2 separate regions of the Homo sapiens genome follow, and region 2 is linked to region 1. Evidence: read pairs that join two places in POLR2A ChIA-PET (ENCODE). Cell type or tissue: MCF 10A. All regions are shown on one strand. Each heading gives the region's core, and the rest is flanking DNA. Links, peaks and the distances in the headings are about the cores only.

Region 1 (2,912 bases), core at 184-2,683:
CTGTCAATGCCAGGCTGCCCCCAACTCACCCTATACTTTAGGCTGCCACATTCTAGTGTTCTGGGCTAAAATGTCCCCCTTCTTTCACTAGAAGGATCAGCAAAATATCTGGGATCACCCAAGTTGTGAGCCTAAGGTTGTTGGCCTGTTTCCTTGGGGCAGCTCTTAGAATGGTGCAGTCAGGAAATTCACAGACACAGGTGCGGTCAGGAAATTCATAGTTTAGCGGATGCAGTCAGCTCCTTAAAGCACCTCATGAAGCAACAACTCAACATCGGACCCATACCCACCACTCAAGCCCTTTCTGGGTGACATAAGGGAATGGAGATCATTGCAATCCAAAACCCATGGAGCAAAGGAGCCAGACATTTGGAAATATCCTGAACTCATTCCAGTGCTTGTTGCTGGTCTCTTTCCCACCTATCCACAGTGCTTGGGTGATGGAGGCCCAGCCAATTAGAAATGGATGAATAATAGCCCACAGCATTGCGGTTTGCATAGGTGTCATGCTGACACATCTCTTCCCAGACATCATCTCATTTTGATATTCTCATCAACATCTCCAGGTAGGCAAGGTGGAAATTGTTAGTGTGGCTGCATGACAGATGCAGAAGTTAGCACCATGCCAAGCTTGCTCAACAAAAGAGGCAAAGCTAGGCTTCCACTCAGGGCCTGTAGCACATGCTAGTCTCACTGGGCAGCACTGCTTTGGAATGGCCACCTTTGGGGGCTGGGGGCAAGATGAGTGCAGAAATCAAGAATTACTTCTGTAAAGCCACATGCCATTCCAGAGAATGCCTGGGCTGGAGCATCTGTTTACCACTGTCAACATATAGAAATGGACAACACAGACGTGTTGAAAAAATCGGAAGATAAAACCAGTGTCTTTCCATTTTTATGTGAAGCAAGAACTTGGTCAAATTTACCTCCTGTGGACTCAAATTCCTCCTTTGCAGTTGGAGGAGAAGAATCCTCTCCCCACAGGCTTTTTTGAGAACAAAAGCAATGTACTGAAGCACGTAGCAAAGAGTAGATGCTCAATCAACATCCTTTTTCTCTTGTTACTTTTTCCTTTTCTTATGCAGGCTTGCAGGGTGAGGCTAGAAAGAGGCAGATGGATGAACAAAGCTACTTGTTCTTGGTCATGGTGTAAGGATTGGAATGCCAATGCTTTCAAGAGGTGCAAGACTAGCTCTTCTCAGACTCTGCCAGCCAGCACAACATTCTGCAGGCAGGAGGGAGGCACATGGGCTTGGCCTGTGAAAACCTACCTGTGCCAATGCTCAGGGCCTCAACAGAGGTCCCAGAACCTTAGCTTTGAGCTTTCTCATGGGCCTCACTACTGTCTCTAGGAAGACTGCTCCATTCATCTCATGCTCTCCAACTGCCTCTTCAGCCTATGCCTCCTTTCTTGCACAGCCCTTCTACCAGGTTGGGGTGGAGGATGGTGGGTACCTCTTTGCATCCTGGAGGAGAGAAGACAGGGCCTTGTTCCCCTTTGTTGTGGAGTGGGTGAGGCAGAGCTTTTGCATAATTTAGCAAGAACTACGTGAACTCACTCTTCTTTGCTGGCAGCCCCGCTCACCTCTCTACCTGTGTTTCTGAAGGGCGGTGATTAATCTCAGAGATGGGATGAGCACAGAGCGCCAAGTGCCCCAGGATAGGGCAAGGCCTACATTGAGCCATGCCCAGCCTCTCCTACTAAAGGAAAAACAAGAGCTGCTGCCAAGAAAATCTACCCTCAGATGAACACCTCACTTCCTGTTATGTAGCTCTTTTATCTTCTAGAAAGAAGCCCAGTGGAAACTGGGAGGCATGGGTTCTATCCCCAGCTCCTCCTAACTTTGTGTGACCTCAGGCAAGGTACCCTCCCATCTCTGAGGCTCAGATAACTCAAGGGCAAATTAGGCATAATCTGATTCTTGAATTTGCACATGACCTATGGAAACTATTGGTGATTTCTCAAAATCTAAAGCAAGCTTGACACATGCTCTTAAATTTTAAAGACATGGCCATCCATTTTCACAACTACTTTTGTGGGACCAAATCCACACACTCATATGTTAACAAAGTCTGTGGTTTCAACATTGAAATAGGCAAAGTCCCTATTATGGCTCGTGTATTTCTGTTTTCTCATTGTTCTTCATCACCATCTCTTTCCTGCCAATAAGAGTAATAGTAATTACTCTGTGTTGGGTTCTTTCAATGAGCCAAGCCCTGGCCAAGCGCTTTACCTGCCATCTTGCTTCATCCTCAGCAAATCTAAGAAGAGGATGTGAGGGCTGTTGGCCATTTATCAATGAGGGAACTGTGGTTCCGAGGAGAAAAAAAGCTACCCAAGCACACTCTCAGTAAATTTGGAGCCCAGAACTGTGAGGACTAAAAGGCCATAGTTAGCTGCTGTGCCTTCTGGAACTCTCTTTTCCCTAGAGTGTCCAAGTCTAGGTCATCCTGGGTTGTTCCTCTGGTCAGCTGGGCTGAGTGCAGAACATTCCCAGCTCATAGCTGGACGTCCCAGCTCAAGGCTGAACAATGCCAGTCCTCTTCTCTGTGCCCATCTAGCATCTCATCTGGACACCAGCTCCTTACCAAGCTTCACACCATGGTGGGGTCTCTTGATGTCTGAGGCCATGAGTCCCCCAGCAGGAGCTGCTCCTGGGAGCTGCTTCAGATGGGGACCTGGGAAAGTCTCCCCCAAAGCCCTGGAAGGCACAGCAAAGACTGAAGAAAGGGAATAGGGAGAAGGACAAGGAAACAGGAGGGAAGACATTTTACAACATATCTAAATGCAAGCATGAGCAACTCCATTTTAAGATGAGACACAAATGCATCCCAGAAGACACATTTATCCTGAGTTTTGGAATATAATGCCAACACAGAAGCAAACTAAGAGCCAACACTTGAAGCTGGTG
Region 2 (2,912 bases), core at 111-2,610, 150 kb before region 1:
AGGGGAAGCAAAAAGCCTGGAGTCACACAGCAAGCCAGGAGTCTGTGGGTGTCTAGTCCCAGATCTGGAGCCCTCGCTCAGCTGCACTTCTGCAAGATGCCTCTTCTCCCAGGCCTTTCAGCTGCCACCTTCCGCTCAGTTAGTCCAATCCTGACTGACAAGACACAGCCAGTTTCTGAGGAAGGCTGCTGCGTTTACACTGCGAGCTGCGGCCCAAGACCCCAGATCTCACTCCAGGCTCCTGGGATGTTCCTGGGGTTTTCCATGACTTGGGAACCTCACACAGAGTGGGAACCATGGGTCTCTGGGCTTGGAGAAAGAATACTTTTTGATGTGGCCTTAGCCCCATGTCCATGAGCCCAGCGGTCGTTCAGCCACCAGACTCAGCTTTTCCTCACTGAATAAAGGGGTCATTTTTCCCTGGCTGCCGAACCAGAATTGCCTTGACTTGCACTGAACTTCAGCTAATAATCAGAACCAGGCTTGGGGAGGGGGTGCAGAAGGTGGAATGACATGGTCATTCCGACTTAAAAGAAACATTTTAGGTTCACACTTGCCAAGTTAGGAAGAAAACCAACCTTAGATCCCTTCCCCCCCACCAATACTCCTTTCCCCAAACACCGTCCCCACCCGCCTCTATGTTTAATTGAATTTTTATTTGTGATATATAGAAAACCTAACCCATGGCTGTCATGCTGAGTGTCATTTGGCTTCAAGCTCGAACCAGGGCACAGCTTGGCCTGGAACCCTGAGACAAGATGCTGGCCTCAGAAGGTGGGGCTCACGTCTTCTGGATCCCCATTTACTGGCAACAGTTGGGTTTGTCAAAGGGCTGCCCAAATTGTGCTTGGCTCAGATCTGGGTGAATCATCCCTTTTCTTCTGGGAGCCCAGTGGCTTACATGTGGATCTGGAGAGACAATCAGGGAAAGCAGGAATAACACAAAGCTACCATCATCTAGTGTGTCAGTGCTCATTTTACGTTCAGAGCTACCACACGATCTACCCTGTCCTTTCTCTCTGCTTAGAAGTGTTCTCAACCTTCCTGTCTCAGTCCAGTTGGCACTATTGCTTGATTGTAGTAACAGACCTGATTTGTCAAAGCCTCTCTGTGTCCAAGCCCTTGGGTGCCTCCCACGCTGACTCAGGACTGTGGCTTGTTTGGTGAATGAAACAACAGCCTATGTGATTGATGATGCAAATACCGGAATATATAAGACCTAAAAAATGCCTGGCAGTAGGTTTGCCCTCAGGAGTTCTGACTGGTATGCAGGTAAACAGGCTCAACTAACCTGCTGGAGGGATAGAGACAAACACGAAGAGAGACTCTAGGCTCCCTAAACAAGGACATCCGAATCCAGCCAAGTGCAGCCAGCACACTAGCTGATCACATATTCATGAATGGGCAAGTCCAGCCTTACCTGGAAGAAGTGCCCAGCTAAGCCAGCCCAAACTGCCAAAGTGAAGACTTGTGAGTTAAATTGCTACTGTTTAGGGCAACAAGATCCGAGTCGGTTTGTTACATAGCACTTCTAACTGATACACTTAGTCTATGGAGCTTCCAATGGCTGCCAGGCTGGGATTTTTGTTTCTTTTCTATGCCCTACCACACTTGCTATGGTCCTCTGTTTACTTGTTGGTCTCTCCAATTAGACTGTAAGCTCCACCAGTGCAGGTGCCATATGTCTGTTGGTCACAGTTGAAACCCATCATCTGCCATAGATCATGACAGGTAGTAAATATTCAAAAAATACTCATCAAATCAATCAATGGCTGATTGAAGAAATCAAGCAGATCTGGTTCTGAGCCCCACCTCTTCCAGCATTGCTTTGTAACTTTCATTTATACTATGTGACATCTCTGGGTCTTGGGTTCCTCATCTATAAAGCAAGGCTAAAAATTGCTGTATCATTACTGGGAGGGCCAAATGAGATGAAGCATGTAGCTCCCCTAGGACTGTGCCAGGCTAATACTCAACAAAGGCGGTGACCAGGTCCAAACAAAGCCAATCTGAATCCTATGAGCTGGTGGGTGTATTGCAATTTTCTCAATGAATAACCCTTGGCCACGATTTGTTGGCATCAGTTGTGCTTTCAAAGTGGGAAACTTTACATTGAGACACACGTGAAGGTATCAAATTTATAAGAGAGAAGAATAGAGAAGAAAAGGTGCATCAAACATGTTTCATGTGTTTGTTTACTCCAGAAAGAGGGGCTGGCATGCACAAATACCCTAGAGCAAGAAGGCTCCTAACATGTTCAAGGAACTGAAATCAAATATGATTGCAGCTGAGTATGAGAAGAACATCCTAGAAGCTGAGGCAGGAGAGGTGGGCAGGGGACAGATCATAGGAGCCTTGTAGGTCGTTCAAAATATTCTTATTTCTTTCCCTATACAGCTATGGAAAACTAAGAAAAGATTTTGAAAAGATGCCTTCTAGCCCATGTTTAAATCTAGTTCACATGGCAGAACCAGCAGCCAGGACTTCTAAGAAAAACATGCCACTGTGTCTCGTGTTGCCCAGGTACCCCTGCTTTGCTGCAGACAGTATCAGCCGTTTGAACCACCCTGTGTCATTTGCAAGCCACATGCTCATGAATGATCCAGTGGAGCCTCCACGCATCTGTAAAACAGAAATAACAACACCAAAACCAGCACTACAACAAGGACAAAGGCCAACACTTTTTGGATCCTGTCTGTGATCCTGCTGTTCTAAGTGCTTTATCTCTCTCATCCCCATGAATCCCACCTAATCCACACAGCCAACCCTTAGAGAAAGTCTGAGGTGCTGGGCACTGCTCTAAAAGTGGTGCAAGTATTGACTCATCTCATTCTCACAGCAACCCTAGGAGTTAGTCATGACGGCTACCTGTGTTCCACAGATTCGGAAACTGAGCTCGAGACAGGGTCAGT

Evidence for each region. Peaks named below come from ENCODE experiments on the same cell type or tissue, not always from the same donor. Only the 100,000 strongest peaks of a DNase experiment are listed, where the experiment ranks them.
Region 2: POLR2A ChIA-PET joins it to region 1 with 5 read pairs; 2 of 35 experiments call an interaction of 5 or more read pairs at or near these places.

The regions. Positions count from the first base shown.
Region 1 is chr14:97,915,738-97,918,649 of GRCh38, forward strand. No RefSeq gene overlaps it. Among named protein-coding and RNA genes, the nearest start is that of LINC01550, 61 kb to the right of the region's middle. In MCF 10A, for the core only: no CTCF peak of the experiment used is centred there; DNase peaks (open chromatin) are centred at 514 and 1,644.
Region 2 is chr14:97,770,645-97,773,556 of GRCh38, forward strand. All of the region lies in intron 2 of LOC105370651 (a long non-coding RNA gene), which reads left to right. Among named protein-coding and RNA genes, the nearest start is that of LINC02312, 9.3 kb to the left of the region's middle. In MCF 10A, for the core only: no CTCF peak of the experiment used is centred there; DNase peaks (open chromatin) are centred at 897 and 1,157.